Linked DNA regions of Homo sapiens: region 2 is linked to region 1. A link is an interaction called in ENCODE POLR2A ChIA-PET data of the cell type or tissue named here. Cell type or tissue: Caco-2. All regions are shown on one strand. Links, peaks and the distances in the headings refer to the core of each region. The heading gives the core; the rest is flanking DNA. Region 1 has its middle 23 kb from the start of LINC01698. Region 2 overlaps CAMK1G (calcium/calmodulin dependent protein kinase IG).

Region 1 (8,330 bases), core at 41-8,040:
CCTGTTCAAATTCCTGGCCCATGAAATCTGTGAGCCAAAAAAAAAAAAGTTATTTTTATGTTTTATGCTCCTAAGTAGATGCAAACTGTAGTGACTTGCAGGGCTTCCTTGATCCAATGATGAGGATTGGGGGTGTTGGAGGGTGACCTGTGTCAGAAAAAGGAGAAAGAGGAATGCACAGACCAGGCCATGCCACTATGGAAGACAAACAATGATCTGAACAGTGCTATTTGTACAGACGGTCCACAACTTATAATGGTTTGACTTACAATTTTTTGACTTTATAATGACACGTAAGCAACATGTGTTCAGTAGAAACCATACTTCAAATATCCGCCTACCATTCTGTTTTTCACTTTCAGTTCAGTATTCAATAAATTACATGAGATATTCAACACTTCGTTATAAAATGGGCTTTGCGTTAGATGATTTTGCCCAACTGCGGGCTATGTCCTTGTTTGTTGCACGAACATTGTTCAAGTATGTTTAAGATACGTTAGGCTAAGAGATGATGCTCAGCAGGTGAGGTGTATTAAATGCATTTTCAAACTATAATATTTTCAACATACCCCGTCATAAGTTGAGGAGAGTCTGTACTATTTGCTTTTTTGAGGTGAAAATGGAACCTCATGTAAACACATTTCACGAAGGATCCCTGGGCCTGGCCTCTGGCATCACAGCCTTGCAGTGGTCACTGGGGATGCACACAGCCTCTCTTGACTGCTACCCTAATCAACAGCAGACAGGAGCCTCCTCCTCTTCAGAGGCCCTTCCCGTGGTTGGAAGCCAAACAACTTCATAGTGGGACATCTGTCTATTTCGCATAGGCTCCTTGGAGAAATGCTGGTGGACAGGATTTGAAGACTTGCAGTCAGGAATTCATTCCTCCCAGCAGGGGATGGGGGCTCAACTCCTGGTGACTCAGACCCTGGCAGGGGCTTCTGCCACTTCTTGCTTGTTCCCTCACCACCTCCCAGGGGTTTTTTTAGGTGATGACAAAGATTGTGTCTCCCCAAAAGGTATCCCAAAAACTGCCCTGAGATCAAGTTTTTAAGTTGTCATCTTAAAAAGTTCTTTTAAGTTGTCATCTTAAAAGAGACCCTAGTCAGCCTGGGAGTGCTGGTTTACATTTAGCTTCAGGGAGTTCCTTGTTGCAGAGAGCTCTCTTTATTTACTCTTTGTCTTTCTGTTATTTCCACTACTTGGAAAAAAGACCCACCTTCTCACCCCTACCCTTCCCACCATACCTCTAAGAATATTTGACTTGTTTAAACAGCCACTCATTAGAACTCAAGTTCATTTTAAGAAAAGCCTTTGACATCCTCATTCTAGGAGGAGAGGGAGGATGCACTCGATAGGCTCAGTGGGCAGGTCACAGGTAGGGAGCATCCAGGACCTCTGGAGTCCTTGGGACAGGCATGGTTAGACTCCATACATTCAGTGGAGAAGTGGAGGGTGGGTCCGCATCTGCGGGGCTTACCCATTAACCTGTGTCTTGGTTTTCTGAACAGCTCCATTTTTTACAGGTCCACCTGTGTTGTCAGAGGCCTTGTTATCTACTTTGGTTCACTCTGATTTTAATTGCCTCCTCTAACTTGGTGGGTGAATCGGACCTGAACTTACAGACTATTTGAATCAGAAGAGCCCTTAGAAATCACCTAGATCAGCCTTCAGAAAGGAAAAGTGACCTGTCCATGGTCACACAGCAATAGTTCTTCAGTGTCAGAGCTAGGACTAGAAATAGGGCCCCTGGCTTCCAAACCAGGGCTCTGTATTGTGCTCTCAGACTCCCCAGATGGGCTGCTTACTGGAGAGGATGAAGGAATTCAGAGAACATGCTTGAGATCAACCAATCACAAGACTTCTGCTGCCTGAGGTCCTGTTTGCCAAAACCCCCACTCTTTCTTCCTCTTCCACAGCCCAATCCCAGCCACCTAAACCTCTAGAATATTTTGGAGCTGAGCACAAACAAGCTGCTAAGGCAGTGTTCTATTCTTTAGGCATTCTTGAAATTACAATTTCTGCTTATTTTAGAAATTAAGACTTTCCCACCCACCTCTCTTTCTCCTCTTTTTATTCTCCTCCCAACCCTGGCTCTAAATTCATGTCTGCTTTTCTGTTTCCCTGGCTCATAACATATTTCACATGGCCAAGCTGCCATAAAGAATATTTCCTACAAATGCAAACACTGTACTTGGACATACCAATGAAACTTAATTTCTGTCAATGTGCTGTTTGGGGAGTTTTTCAATAAACCATATTCCTTGAACACATTTTGGAACAAACTGAAATACCAAGAAAAGAAGAACATGGTTATTTGCAGACAATGGAGGGACCACTTCAACATAAATATTGTAATAGATGGACAGATTGTCCTATATTATAGCTCTCTGTGTAAGTATCTATTTTTTTCCCACTGGAATTGACTCCTCAAGGGTTTATATCATTTCTGTTTCAATTCCACATCCCTCACAACTCCAAAGTTCTTTTCATATATGAAGGCCTCTATACATGTTTATTAAATTTAATGTTTTTTAAATGTAGTGAGGGCATACTATGCAACGTAGGCAGAATGGTAGATGTTTTCATGGCTTTAAAAAAAGTTGATCCCTATGGCCATCCTGTATCAGTTATTTATTGCCTCAATAATGACATTTTATAAACCACCCAAAAGCTTAGTAGATTAAAACAATAACCTTCTATTTTTTTTTTTGTGGGTCTACATGTTGGCTGGCCAATTCTGCTGATCTGCATTGGGCTCAGCCAATCTTCATGAGGGGTGTTCATGCATCTGCGGTCAGCCGGAGGGCAGATGGGGGAAGTTGATCTAAGATGGCCTAACATAGAGCAGCTGGAATGATTGGGGCTTCTCCTCACATGATTTTTTTTTTAATTTTCCAGCAGACTATATTTACACTCATGGTGAAGAGAGCAGGGTTTGAAAGAGCAAATGGAAACATGCAAGACATTTTGATGCAAGGCTTAGAACTGGCACACTGTCACTTGGACCACACTTTTTTGGCTAAAGAAAGTCACAAGGCCAGTCCCAGATTCAAGGGCTGGGGAAATCAAATCCACCTCTCAATGCAAGGAGCAACAACTCATACCACAATAGGTTTAAGAATTACAGCCATTTTTGCAATCAATTCACTCATAAGTTTAATTTTAAGATGAAAAAATAGGTCAAAAGTTTTATGAAAAATGTTATAACACTGGATTATGGTGATAGTTGCACAACTATAAATTTACCAAAAATCATTGAACTATACCCTTACAATGACTGAATTTTTTGATATGTAAATTATCCCTCAGTAAAGCTATTGAACAAAACCTGAAACTATTTGTAAAACTTTACTGAAGATCATTTAAGTCATAATTGCCCAAATCTGCATTTAAATTCAGGAATTCTAGCATGAAACTCGGTAATCCTTCCATTGCAATACATTGTATCATACCTAAAGCATTAGATTCTCAGAATCAGAGAATCTAGGAACTAGAAAGAACTTCTGCAGGTTACTTAGTCCGTCCCTCTTTCAAGCAGTTGAATGTGTAAAGCATCTAGTGCAGGTGCATAAGACCTCTCTTGGGTTGAAAAATAGGAACAGCTCTACAGGAAACCTGAGCCAGGTGAAAAATATGTCTCATCTTCTCATGTGGGATCCAGTATAGTTAATACTGGAAGAAAAACTTGAACCACTGTTCTTTCCAGAAACAGAAAATACAGACAATTCTTTTGATTTTACTTCTTTCATTTCATGATGAACTCGTACTGAGTAGCCAGGATACCACAGGTACTCAGATTCTAGTATTAATAGCATTAGCATTTTTCTTCCATTTTAGTACCCAGAGTCCAAATCTAAATGTCTTCTTTAGGGCTGAAAGTGGTCATATTCAAATTAAAGGTCACCCAAATAACTTCTTTTGTGGGTTAAAATCTCTGACATGAGGACTCTAGGAAGAAGAACAGTTTTTTAAAAGGTGGACATGTACAATCTGGTCCTTCTATTGAAAGCCTTAAGGGGTCTGTGAAGATGATGAACAAATGGGAAGTGTTCCAGTTTTATCCTATAATTCGGACTTGTTTCTGGAGGGAAAAAAAAAAAAAAGTAAAATCCGGAGGAGATGCATCCAAGCTCTCCATAAACAGAGCTTTGAAGAGCAAATTGAGCGGCTTTCATCAATCACACACAGACCACAGCAAACACAGCCCGAGGAGAATCACTCACCCAGTGTCAGGCAGGGTCAGGCAAACGTTATCAAACGCTCTTTCAAGCTATTATGAACCAGAATCAGAGGGAGAGAAGGAAGTAGAGGAGTGCCAAAAATAAGATCCCGAGGGGAAGGGAGGCAAATAAGGCAAGAAAGAGATGCAGTGGCAAAGAGGATGTGGAGGGAAGAGAAAGAGAGGAAGAAAGAGTGAGGAAAAGACACAGGAAAATATATAAGTAGGTAGCAAGACACAGAGAGCAGAAGGGAAGCAGAGAGAATGGCGCAGCAAAACAGAACAAAAGTAAATCAACAGCAGCAAAAGGAAAGCTGGAAAACAAGGTGGAGAGAAATAATCTTTCCCCATGGGTGGGGTGGAGGCCACACTGGCAGCCATCTGTCCTGAGGATATGTCATCTACGTGACCTTTCATTGAAAATTAGCCAAAATAGTTCAAGTTTCTGTGTATAGAGGAATATCATCATGTCTCAGTGAAAGGAAAGAAAAAGCAAACACTTCAATCATCTTCCTCTCCAGCTCCCCAAACTTATTCACTAGGAGGGACTATTTGATCATTCTGGATGGTTTCACTCAGGACCTGAAAATGAGAACAGCCATTAGAAACCAGCTCGATGCCCACCCAATCCCCCACAGGAGTGATTTTACCTTTTATTACAACAAAGCTCAGGCAGTCATATACCCACTCAAGTTGTAAATCTGCCTTCTTCACAGATCAAGTTCGATTTTCCAACTAATTAGAGAAAAACAAACCCACTCCTGGGTCAAAACCAAGCAAACATCCCCATCTCTGTATAGGACCTGGCTCTGTCTTAATTAAGAGGTAAGGGCCTGGGTGCCTGGGTGTTCCTTGGGGAACTTTGAGGGGCCAGGGGTCAGCAGGAGGGCAACCAGTGCAAGAAGAGAGCCAGTGCACCAAGGAAAATAAATGAGGAATGGGAGATAGAGGAGCCTTCTCCAAAACAAACTTTGCTAATTTACACGCTTACTCCATAAGAAGATATTGCAAATGGCAATGCATGAAGAGACAGAGTCCTCAAGACAGCCTAACTATTGGTACACCCTGAATATCAGTTACAATTAGGCGAGGTACTAGGAGCCAGTTGATAGTGGCTCCCAATTCTTAACTGAAGAGTTCAGATAGGAGCTGAGAGAATAACAATAGCTAGAATTTATTGAGCCAATCATTTTTACATGCACCATTTTATTTAACCCTCACAATAACCCTATCTAATAGACATTCTTCTAATTATTATTCCCATTTTACTGATGAAGAAACTGAGGCTCAAAGAGGTTACATAACTGGCCCAAAGTCATACAGTGAGCAAGTACAGAAGTGGAAATCTGAGCTTGCAACTGACTCCAGAGCTGGTCTCAGCCACTCTGTGGCCTGCATTGCTCCAGTAGCAGATGGGTCTGATAGAAGAGCATGTTGGCCCTGTGTACTTGTGAACAGCATGCAGGATGGAGAGAAAGGGGACAGTCCTGGAAGCAGGGACTCAGAAGCAGCCTCAATCCAGTTGGGAAGGAATCAGGGTTTTGAATAGGATGGTAACAGTCCATGTCGCAAAGATGAGGCCAATTTACCATATGAAACAATTTTGAGCTTTTGGATAAATGGCACAGTCACTGGCTGAGACAGGAGGTAGCATTACTGTGGGCAGCAACAAGTTTAGGGAGCTCTCTAAACTTTCCTATTTCTCTTTATGAAAGCAAAAGACCAGAAAATTATCTATAATTACTGAGCCATCAGCACTTAATTACAGCATCTCTTGCATGGGCCAACATGGCAAATGACTTCACACCACTAATGAGTGTCCTGAGCTCCTCTTCCCACTCCCAGTTTGACCTGGAATACACTGGCACGAACAGCCCTTCCAGTCCACTCTATACAGCAGAGGTATCAGAGTACAGGCTGTGTGGCCAGACAGACCTGTGTTCAGATCCTGTCCCCACCACTCACTAACTGAGGAACTTTAGACACTATTCAACTTCTCTGAGCCACAGTTTCCTCATCTGTAAAATGGGGGCTGTAAAATACATCAGTCCTGGGGAATGTCAGGATAAAATAAAAAGATAAATGCATAACATCTAGGACAATGCCTAACATATAATAAGCACTCTTTTAAAAAGCTATTATTATTGTATATTTCCACCCCTTCATCTGACTCATTTGAAGCTGAAAGAGGAAGAGGCAAACCGAGTGAAATTGCTTACATAAAAGCCAGATAGAGCCTGGCTATTCCACCGAAGGCAATAATTATAAAGCTGCTTCAGAGCACAGAGAGTTCCAAGAATGGAATACGCATTTGAAACAAGTTCATTAAAAAATTGCTTACTCATAAAAGCTACTATCGTTATAGCCTGACAAATGGAAGACACGACACTAATAAATAAGGAGCCGGTGGTAAACAAGCTGACTACACCAAGAATCCCTTGATTTCTCTCTTCCCCATCCTTCAACTGTTTCTTAATCTTTTATGGGCTTATAATGACAAGTTCAGGTGGGTTTTATGTGCCTGTTTACTCTGAGTTTTCTCCAAACTCCAAATGGAAGGGAAGAAGCCTCCAGGCTTCTCTACTTAGTCTCCCAGAATGGAATGAGGCAGTCTCGGCACCCAGCAGGCCTGGCTGCCACCTCTTTGCACCACAGAGTCAGCTCAGGCCTTTCCTCACCTCCACATCCTATCTAGAGACCTCTAAACCCTCACACCTTTGCACCAATGCATCTCCTCCTGCCTCATGGGTCCATTCCAAGGAGAGTGTCCTGCTGTTTTGCGGGACACTCTCCCAGTCAGTGTCCCGCTGTTTTTCCCTTCCAGTCAGTGTCCTGCTGTTTTGCCCCAGCCCAAATAGATCACATTCTCAGTTGTGGAATGAGTCCCTAACAGAAAGTCAGGAGACTGGGATGATTATGCAGTCCAGATGCTTACTAGCTGGACATTGCCACTCAACTTCCCTGAGTCTCAGTTTTGCTGTCTATAACCTGGGGATAACAATACTTCCCTCACAGTGTTCCAGCAGAGGTTAAATAAGTTTATAGTGACAAACTTGCCCTATGGAGTGTCTGGCACATGTGGCAGATGTTGCAGTTACTCAGTGGCAATAATTCAGCACCCTGTATCTGAGCTCCGTCCTGTGATCTTGGGTGTGGGGGTGGCAATGAAAAGAGAGGAGAATGCCCACAACGGTCTACCCTCAGAGTTTTGACTCACCATGCAATCAAGAGACTTCAACTTGCTTTCAAAGAGTTTCTAAGTGCAGATATGACCTAAGGAAATGGGGTGAAGAGAGTGGGGTGCTGGTACCCTCCCCTGCACTCACCTGCCTCCGCCCTGCCCCAGCCCTGCAGGACTTGACTATGTCTTGCTCCCTTGCCAAAAAAGGACAGCAACATCAGACAGGAAGCAGCTTAGCGCTTTCACAGAGCCTGGGGCCAAACAAACATGTGTCAGCATTTACCAGAAACCCTGGTAAATCTTACAAATTCTTACATAACAAAAGCATGTAATCTCTGAGTCCACATATTCCTTTTTCAAGCAAGCCCCACCTACTTGACTACTGTTTTTCAGGAGGTTAAAACAAAAAATGATGTGTCACTTAGTTACACAAATGAACAGCCGATTTGGACTTTGAAAAACTCTTAGGTATTTTGTAAAAACGGAGCTAAATACTAAGTAATAAATTTTGGGAGCCAAATCCTTCCAAAACAAAATTTCCTTGAGAATTGCCCTTCTGCGCATGGGTAACTATTGCTCTCAGAGACAAGAAATGGCTTGCTTGGATTCAAATATGCAAAAGCTAGGTTTTAGGCATCCACTCTCTTATTCTAGAAAGATTTATTGAATACACACTATGTGGAAAGCATCATGCTAGGTGCTACAATACAAAGATCAAAAGGTTCAAGAGATAGAGGCAAGCTGTCTCTAAACTAAGATGCTGCTGGGGACCCACTCTGGGGATCTTTTTAGCCTGACTTAGCAACAGGCCATGTATTTAATTAGAGTCTTCATTCTACTGACGCTTCCTCCAAACTTGCACCTTGATCAGAAGATAAAGGTCAGTCCCTCTGATCTCACTGTAAGCTTTTTGGAGGCATAAGAACA
Region 2 (8,294 bases), core at 295-8,294, 220 kb after region 1:
TTGCAGAAGGAAGTGTAGGGGGGCTTGGTTATCTTTATCTTTTCTGCAGGTTCTTGAACTTTCTGAACCTCATGAGGGGAGAGCTGAGTGGATGCCACAGGCACAGAGAACTACCACCTCTGCCCTGCCCCATCGACTCTTCTTCCCTCAAATACTTCAAAGGTTGTTGCTTCATTTCCTTTCTAGGAACTTCAAGTCGGAGGTCATGGTACCAGTTAAAGCCAGTGGCAGCTCCCACTGCCGGGCAGGGCAGACTGGAGTCTGTCTCATTATGTGATTCCTGGAGCCTGTGCCTATGTCACTGCAATTTTCAGGTTAGGAGGGTCACAGTGTGAGGCTTGGGGAGAGTTTCTGTCCCAGAGGAGAGCCCCATGCCAGAGTGTGAGTGATGGGGTCTGAGGTGGCAACCCCCTCCTCACTCTGAGCCCCTTTCTCTTGCAGGAGACATATTCAACTCCTCTGCTCTTCCAAACCTGGTGTCTATCCGGCAGAGGGAGGAAGGCAGAGCAAGTGGAGCAGGGCTTAGCAGGAGCAGTTTCTGGCCAGAAGCACCAGCCTGCTGCCAGCGGGGCAGCCCCTCATAGGAGGCCCAGGAGGGAGCCCCAAGGCGTAGAAGCCTTGTTGAAGCTGTGAGCAGGAGAAGCGGTGCCCACCAGCTTCCAGGTCTCCCTGACCTGCCTGCTCTATGCCCCACACCCTACGTGCCGTGGCTCTGTGCAGTGTACGTAGATAGCTCTCGCCTGGGTCTGTGCTGTTTGTCGTGAAAAGCTTAATGGGCTGGCCAGGCTGTGTCACCTTCTCCAAGCAAAGCCATATGGAGCATCTACCCAGACTCCCACTCTGCACACACTCACTCCCACCTCTCAAGCCTCCAACCTCTTGGCCAGATTGGGCTCATTAATGTCGTTGCCTGCCCATCTGCATGAATGACAGGCAGCTCCCCATGGTGGTCTGCCTGTGAGCTCTTCAAGTTCTAATCCTTAACTCCAGGATTAGCTCCCAAGTGCGCTGAGACCCAGCCAGCACACTTCTGGCCCTTCTCCCTGCCTCAATCTAAAAGCAGTGCCACACCCTCCAAAGTGGAATAGAAAGAAGTTCATGAGTAAGGGCTGCAAGGAATTCTTATCCTGGCCACATGTCCTCCGTGCACACACCCAATGGAGTTAACCTTGGAAGTTGACTATTTTAATGTCTGCCAGGAGTTCTAATCCTGCCTCTGTTCCCTTTTCTCTCCTTGAAAGTCCAGCACACCATTCTTGTCCTTCCCCAGTTTCCTCGCCCTCCACCCCTCCAGCTTCATGCTCAGTGTTGTGCTTAATAAAATGGACATATTTTTCTCTATGAGGCTTCATTTGGTTCTTTCAAAGTCAGGAGCAGTTCAGGGACTTCTGAGCATGTCTGGAGTAGAGAGTGCATGGATGGCTGGGGTCAGCAAGGAACCAGCAGTTGTAGCTGATGTGCATACAGATGTGCATATAGCTGAGTATACAGTGCTCCAGGCACTGGACATGAGTTACATCATTAACTCATTACTTCTCACAACAACCCCTTGGGACAGGTTCTGTTGGAACCGAGGCAGTCTGGCTTTAGTGGCCATTCTCTTAATGGCTCTATTAGATGAGCATGAGTTCGAGCCCCAGCTCTGCCCCGACCTGCCATATCTGTGACCTTGGGGAAGTTACTTAGTCTTTCGTGCCTTGGTTTCCTCACTTATCCAATGGGAATAGCAGTGCCACCTGCATCATGAAATGATGCAGATGATGTGCCCAGCCTCGTGGCCAATAAATAATCAAAATGATTAACAATGATCAAGAAGTTAATGTAGATAAAATGTCTAGCACAGTGCCTGCTTGGGCCATGGTTAACACACAAATGTCCATGCCATTCCATATCATCCTCCACCCCACCCCCCACACATATCCATTTACAACTTCTCTTTAAGACCCCAAGAGACATAGATTCTAGTCTTAGTCCTTCCTCTGGAAGCTGCATGAATTTGAACGTTCCTTCCCTTCCCTGGATTTCTATTTCCCCATCTGTAAGCAAGAAGTTGAATCGCTGCTTAGAGATGAAAACTGCTTCTCTGGTCTCTCAAGGATAGAATCCATCAGGTTCTAGGGCAGAGGGGCCCAGACTCCCTAAATCTGGGTGCCCAGAAAGCCGGGTGGAACAGAGGAGAGCAAAATATGGGCTTGAATAGAGGAGTCCCCACAAACCCCAAATGGGAGACAGAAACAGTGGCAAGAGTTTACCCAGTGAGGGGACAGACTGTTTTTCCTCGTTGAACCTCCAGGCTCTTTTCCAAAGATTTTTATTTGGCTTTTCATTTTTACATCACTTTTGTTAAGTTTTTGTGCTTGGTCCAGGATTCCTCCCCAGTGGAGAACTAAAGGCGGGGGATACTGCCCAGCCCAGCTTCCTTGACTTGAGAGCTCTTAGTTTCAATGGCATGCCAATCTCCACCATCTTTGTCTGTCAAGTGTAACTGTCCCATTGGCTCAGGCTCAGCTGCAGCTCAGGGTAATCTTACTAGCTACACACCAGGGGTGGTCCAGGCTGTACTTTAGGCTGCATGAAAGTCTCCTGGAGATGGAAAGCATTCCAACCCAATCTGCCCCCAACCAAAAGCAAAGGCGGCAGATGAGTGGGGCAACGGGCTGGAAGCTGTAGCATCACTTGCAGGTGGCATAGTAGAGCACGCGCCCATTGATGTGGTCACGGATCTGCTCCACACGCTTCTCCAGTCCTGTCAGGTCCGCTGAGCGCAGCATGATGGCCTGGCTGCCCCGCAGCAGCTCCAACTCCATGTCTGAGGCAAATGGAACAGCAGCAGGAGGAGGAGTTGATGGTGAGACTCCCCAAGACTCCCAACCCTTCCTTCCCCTCCTGCTAACTGGAGGTAGCATGTGTAGAGGAATCCCCTCCAGAAAAATCTGGCCTCTAAAGCAGTGGTGCCCCTCCAGCTTCATGCCTCTCCAGCCCCATCCCATGCTTAGTAACCTGGCAGGGGCCAAACCCAGCAGGCTCCCACTCCTAATTATCCCTGGGCCCCTGACCCTCTGGGCTCTCACAGTTGTCCAAGGCTAATGAAGGAGGTCACAAACACCCATCATCATATCTTAGCGATGACTCTAGTTCCCAGGAGCCCCTGTTCTCCTTTCTAAGGAATTTTTGGAACCCTTTTGAAAGCTACTTTCATTATGTTTCTGTCATATTCAAAGCCCTTGGATGTGCCCTACCGCCTCCTGAGCTATCTACCCTCCTCATCCTCACACTAGAAGCCAGGCACAGGGACAAGTCATGTTGACCTCATGCCACTTCTTTCCTACCAGCTCCTCAGCAACCCTCTTCTCCTGTCCCTATGTCAGAACATATCTTGTTGGGGCTTCCCAACACCCTTATCCTAATGTCCCTCCTCTTCCTCACAGCTTCTCCCAGGCCTACACATCCTTCCAGGCCCATCTCAAATCTTCTTTTCTTACCTTCACTGAACATGTCTCTCTCAAATTATTTATTCCCTGAACCCCAGAACTCTTATTATTCAACCCCTATCAGAGACCACCTCATCCTGTTAAATATAATTCTATGCATCTTAAGCATAAAGCAATAGGAATAAAAAATATGACCCCACTGTTTGCAAAAACAGAGAAAATGGTCCCATTAATTGCAAGCTTTTTGAGGCCAGGACAAGTCATGGGACCATCTCTGCATTCCCCAGCCTCATACATGCTAGATGCCCAGAAAAAATCTCATTTGATCTCACTCCCATAGCACGGCTAGCTCCAATAAGAACGGGCTTCAGAAGCCTTGGGTTGGGTGGGACCAGCCTTCATGAATGCCCAATAGTCCATGCCCCTAAACCATTCCCTCACCTTTCATCCTGTCCATCATCTCCATGGTCTCCCCAAACAGCTCCTCTGCCTCTGTCTTCACACTCTGGATCCGGGCACCCTGCTCACCCAGCATGGAACTCTGACCCAACCGGTCCTTCAACTCAGCATACTTTTGTTTTATTCTCTCAAATCCCTGAAAAAGGTAGAATAGTCTCAGTGTCATTGTCATCATGCAAGGTCCTAAAGACCTGTGGCCAAAGCACTTGATATCACCCAAATCAATACACAGTGGGAAGGTGCCTCCTATTAGCCCCCAATAGCATTGGTTTTGCCTATTGAAACCCCTGAGCCACAGACTATGACTTAAACTTCTGTGTTTCCCTCTTCCCATCTCCAGCTCTTGACATGACCCACCTCACTCCCAGGACAATGTCAGTCACATCATAGGATATTAATAGTAGGCTGTCACTTAATAGCATACTTAGCAACTTGGTCACTGTGCCAGGATTGAAAGTGCCAATGTTCCTGGCCATAGCGGGAGCAGGTAGTGTGCTTGAGACACTGAGAATGGGCTCTTTGATCTTCTCTCTCATCTAATTCTGACAATCATGGAGCCCAGGTTAGGTTAAGCAAAGAGCATCTGTCCAGGCTGGGAATCCAAGAGACAAGCTCTGGATCCAGTGTCAGGGGACCTGCTTTGTAGATGATTCTTAGGCCTGTGAACGAGTCACCACCTCATCTGTAAAAGGAAAGGGACTGGACTAGGTCATCTCCAGTGTCCCTGAGCCAGCTATACCAAAAGCAGTGGAGGGAGAAATCAGATGCCTGGCCAGGTTTGGGTTGACTCTCAAGCCTCTTCTGGTTCTGTTATTCTAAGCACTTTTGAGTTTGTGGTCTTATAAAGTGTGCAAAGTCCTCCTCTGCTCAGGACCCCCTCACTGGCCGTACATCATTGAGCTAACTCCGCCTTCTCTGTACCTCTTGGGCACTCAATGCCTGCTCGCTGGCACCTTCCGCAAGCTGCTGGGCCTGGACTGCCTCTGCCCCCTGCTGCCGGGCTTGGTGGCGGAGCTCCTCCATCCGTGTCCAGAAGTCACCCAGCTGCTTGGTCATGCTTGTCACCAGCTTTTCTGCTGGCCGCAGTACCTGCTGAACCTTTGTGGAAAGAGGGAGATCTGGCCTTTGTGGTGGGTCTCATAGGTCGGGGGGTTCATCCCCATTTTTTCTCCAACTCATCAGGCAGCAAAAACCCTCTCCAACCAGAACAAACACAATTGCCCACCTCTCACCCCTCCTTCTGCATCCCAGCCACAAGACCAGAAAATCCAAGGCCCATAGCCTGCCCAAAGCTTGTCACTCTCCTCTAGAACTCCACCTCAGGTTTTATCTAGTCACTTTCTGGCATTTTCTATGCCTGGTGCCCAAATTTTCCTGTTTATGCCCAAATATGGGCGGAGGAAGCCATAATGCCTCACCTCAGCAACCCTGTCCTGGATAAGCCGAAGGGAGCGGCTGGTGCCTTGCATGGTGTCCTGAGCTTCCTGCAGTGCCACTGTCCCCTGCCGCAGGTTCCCAACCACATCTTCCACCTGGCCCTCCACTGCATGGGCTCGGCTCCTGGGTGAGAGAAGCAGCAGGGAGAGGAGAGAGAGAATGAGTGAACAGTGAATCAATGTGTGGTTCGACTCACACACCAGTCCAAAAGAACACCCTTCCCAGCCAAGGCAAAGAGCAAGGAAAGTATTAACTCAGTAGCTTTGATGTCCCAGGACCCCACCAAGCAGACGTGATGAATGTTCCCATTATGCCCAAGACACCTTCTGGGCGGTTTCCAATACGGAAGACACAGTCATGCAAATTAAGTTTAACCTGCACTCTGGACTCTGTGTACCACTCTCCACCATGGTAAGCACCCCCTCCTGTCTCCCAGCCCTCTGTACCCCTCTCCCAGCAACGGGGTTGAGGAGCAAAACGCCAGCTTAATCCTGGGCAGAGAGAAGTTCAGGGCCCAAGGCCATACCTGGCTTCCTCAGCCTCAGCCTGCAACCGGCGGGCACGCGCAATGTCCTGCTTGGTCTGGGACAGCACCAAGTCCACGTTGGGGAGCCTGGCTGCAATGGCCTGGATCTCATTCATCTTCTGCAGAACAGTAGCTGAGTCTGTGGGCAGCCACAGGGCCAGCACGGCCTCGCTGACCTCCTGGATAGTGGCTGCATCAGTGTCGGGGTCTGGAAGACAACACGCATTTGACTGTAGGAGCCCACTAACCTCCCCAGAGATACGAGGCCTCTCCTAGCTGAGCAGCACTTGTGGAAGGCACCCACAGTGGCCCCTCTACCGTGGTGTCCCAAGGAGCTGCTGCCCCCTTTCAACCAGACTCAGGCGCCTGTTCTCCAGGGATTTCTGGGAATGCTGTAGGAGGATGACTATCCTGTGCTCCATGCTGCAGCAGGGAGGAGGAGGGGTGTCGTCACAGCTGTGCCAACTAAGTGTCTGGTGCCACAGGAAGCTGCGGGCTGGGGAGAAGGAGGTGGTGCCAGACAGCTGGTACTGAACAATGCCTGCAGCACATGCACAATCAGCCCTAAATTGGGAAGAGTGGCCAGAAACTGGAGCTGCTTCCTTGGCAAAAAGACCCCTTCCCTGCATTCCCCCTCAGGCAAGATTGCTCATTTGTGCAAAGGCAAATAAGAATGATCAAGTCTCTGCTGGAATATCACCTTCTCAGGGAGGCCAACCCCAGCCATCCAATCTAGAATTGCAACCTCCACCCTGGACTGTAGCACACCTTATCGTCCCTCCCTGCCTTATCTTTCTGTCTAGCACTTGCACCACCCATGTGCCAAACACTGTACTCATTTAACTGGTTTGTTTGGTCTCTTTTCCTCTAGAATGTAAGCTCTACAAGGGCAGGGCCTGGGTTTTGTCCACAGCTATATCCCCAGACCCCAGCACAGTGCCTGGCACTTGGAGGTCCTCATGTGCGTAGAGTGAATGAATGATTGACAGGGCTTCAGGTTCAGATCTCTGCTTTACTATTCAAGCCACCTGGGCAAGTCAAGTGGTTCCTCTAAGCTCAGTTTCCTGATCGGTGAAAAAGGAATATCAATCCCCAATCTGAAGGTACAACATGAAACAATCCATTTGCAAGAGTTGTTACAAACCAACTCTGGGTCAGAGGGTAAGGTCAGAAGTACAGAGATGACATCTCCTCCCCATCTCTCCCAATTTGCTTTTACAGATTTCACTGGTATTGAGGTATTAAGGAGGGGGGCACCCACTCACCAGATGATTTGCCCTGGAATCTGAACTCCTCTGGGGCCCCAGGCCCAGTTTCACTCTACAACTAGAGGATACTAGCTGGTCACACAGGTCTCATTCCCTGCCCCATCCCATGCCAGGTGGAAGGACACTCCTGGAGGGTGGAAGCCATGCTTGTTCATTGCTGTGTCCCTCGGGGCTTGCATGCAGCATAACTGTGGTTGAGTTTCATTAAGTGGGTTTATCCCAGCAGCAAGCTTTCATAAGGACCTTCCTAATAGAGCTCGTCAACCTCTCTTCTAACCCAGAGTCCCACTCTCAAAACAAGGCTTCATGTGCACCTTCTCAAGAAAGCCTTCCAGGATGAGCACATCCCCACCTAGATCTTGCCCTTCCTTTACTCTGCACCACTTCAGCTGCATCCTCAGGGTCAATCGGTATGACATTCAGTCGCAGAGCCTTCTGGGTCTCAGGATGGGCTCAGTAAATATTTACTGCTTTGAGCAAAAGCATGGGAGGAGTTGAGACTGCAAATCAAATTAAACTCAGTCCCTGCCTTTATGGAGCTGGAAATCTAATGGGAGACAGGCACATGAACAAGGAAGTACAGCTTTGAGTGAGCGGAGTAAACACAGGTGCTATGATGGCCATGGAAGGGGCCCCCAGCGCCATCTGATAGGTCCAGGGAGGCTGCCTGGAGAGTGGGATGCCTAGATTCCTAGAGGATGAGCAGGAGCTAGACAGGTCAGCAGAGGTGGGAGAGGGGAGACGATCCAGAGAGAGGAAAAACATTCGCAAAGGCAAGAGGCAAGAGAAAGTGTGTTTGTGTATGCACACTCGCATGTGTGTATGTATTTGTGTGTCTATGCCGTAAAGCAATAGGGTGTGAATGACAGAGTCAGACAATTAGGCTTGAAGCCTACCTGCACCACTGCCAAGCTAGATGCCTTTAGGCAAGTTGCTTAACCTCTCTGTGCCTAGATTACTTGTGTGCAAAGTGGAAGTAATAAGAGTACTTAGTTCATGTAGTCAGGAATAAATGATGTAATACATGCAAAGCACTTGGAACAGTGCCTGGACTCAGTTAGAACTTAATAAGCCTTAACTATTCATTTTGTCAATTCCATTTGAAGAACTGGGAAAGGCGATGTTTCCTCCTCCCTCCACAGACTTTCCACTCTCCCTCCCACACTGTGACCC

The links. ChIA-PET counts read pairs that join two places held together with the same protein. Peaks named below come from ENCODE experiments on the same cell type or tissue, not always from the same donor. Only the 100,000 strongest peaks of a DNase experiment are listed, where the experiment ranks them.
Region 2: POLR2A ChIA-PET joins it to region 1 with 6 read pairs; 2 of 35 experiments call an interaction of 5 or more read pairs at or near these places.

The regions. Positions count from the first base shown.
Region 1 is chr1:209,391,132-209,399,461 of GRCh38, forward strand. No RefSeq gene overlaps it. Among named protein-coding and RNA genes, the nearest start is that of LINC01698, 23 kb to the left of the region's middle. RefSeq lists enhancers at 5,560-6,442, 8,206-8,330. In Caco-2, for the core only: no CTCF peak of the experiment used is centred there; DNase peaks (open chromatin) are centred at 4,210 and 7,630.
Region 2 is chr1:209,612,599-209,620,892 of GRCh38, forward strand. It overlaps CAMK1G (calcium/calmodulin dependent protein kinase IG), which reads left to right. Exons shown (of 13, transcript NM_020439.3): 12 at 187-314; 13 at 442-1,341. The coding sequence ends at 277. LAMB3 (laminin subunit beta 3) reads right to left here. Exons shown (of 23, transcript NM_000228.3): 19 at 5,854-6,061; 20 at 5,309-5,450; 21 at 4,812-4,988; 22 at 3,873-4,026; 23 at 2,272-2,809. The coding sequence ends at 2,673. Among named protein-coding and RNA genes, the nearest start is that of MIR4260, 6.8 kb to the right of the region's middle. In Caco-2, for the core only: no CTCF peak of the experiment used is centred there; no DNase peak of the experiment used is centred there.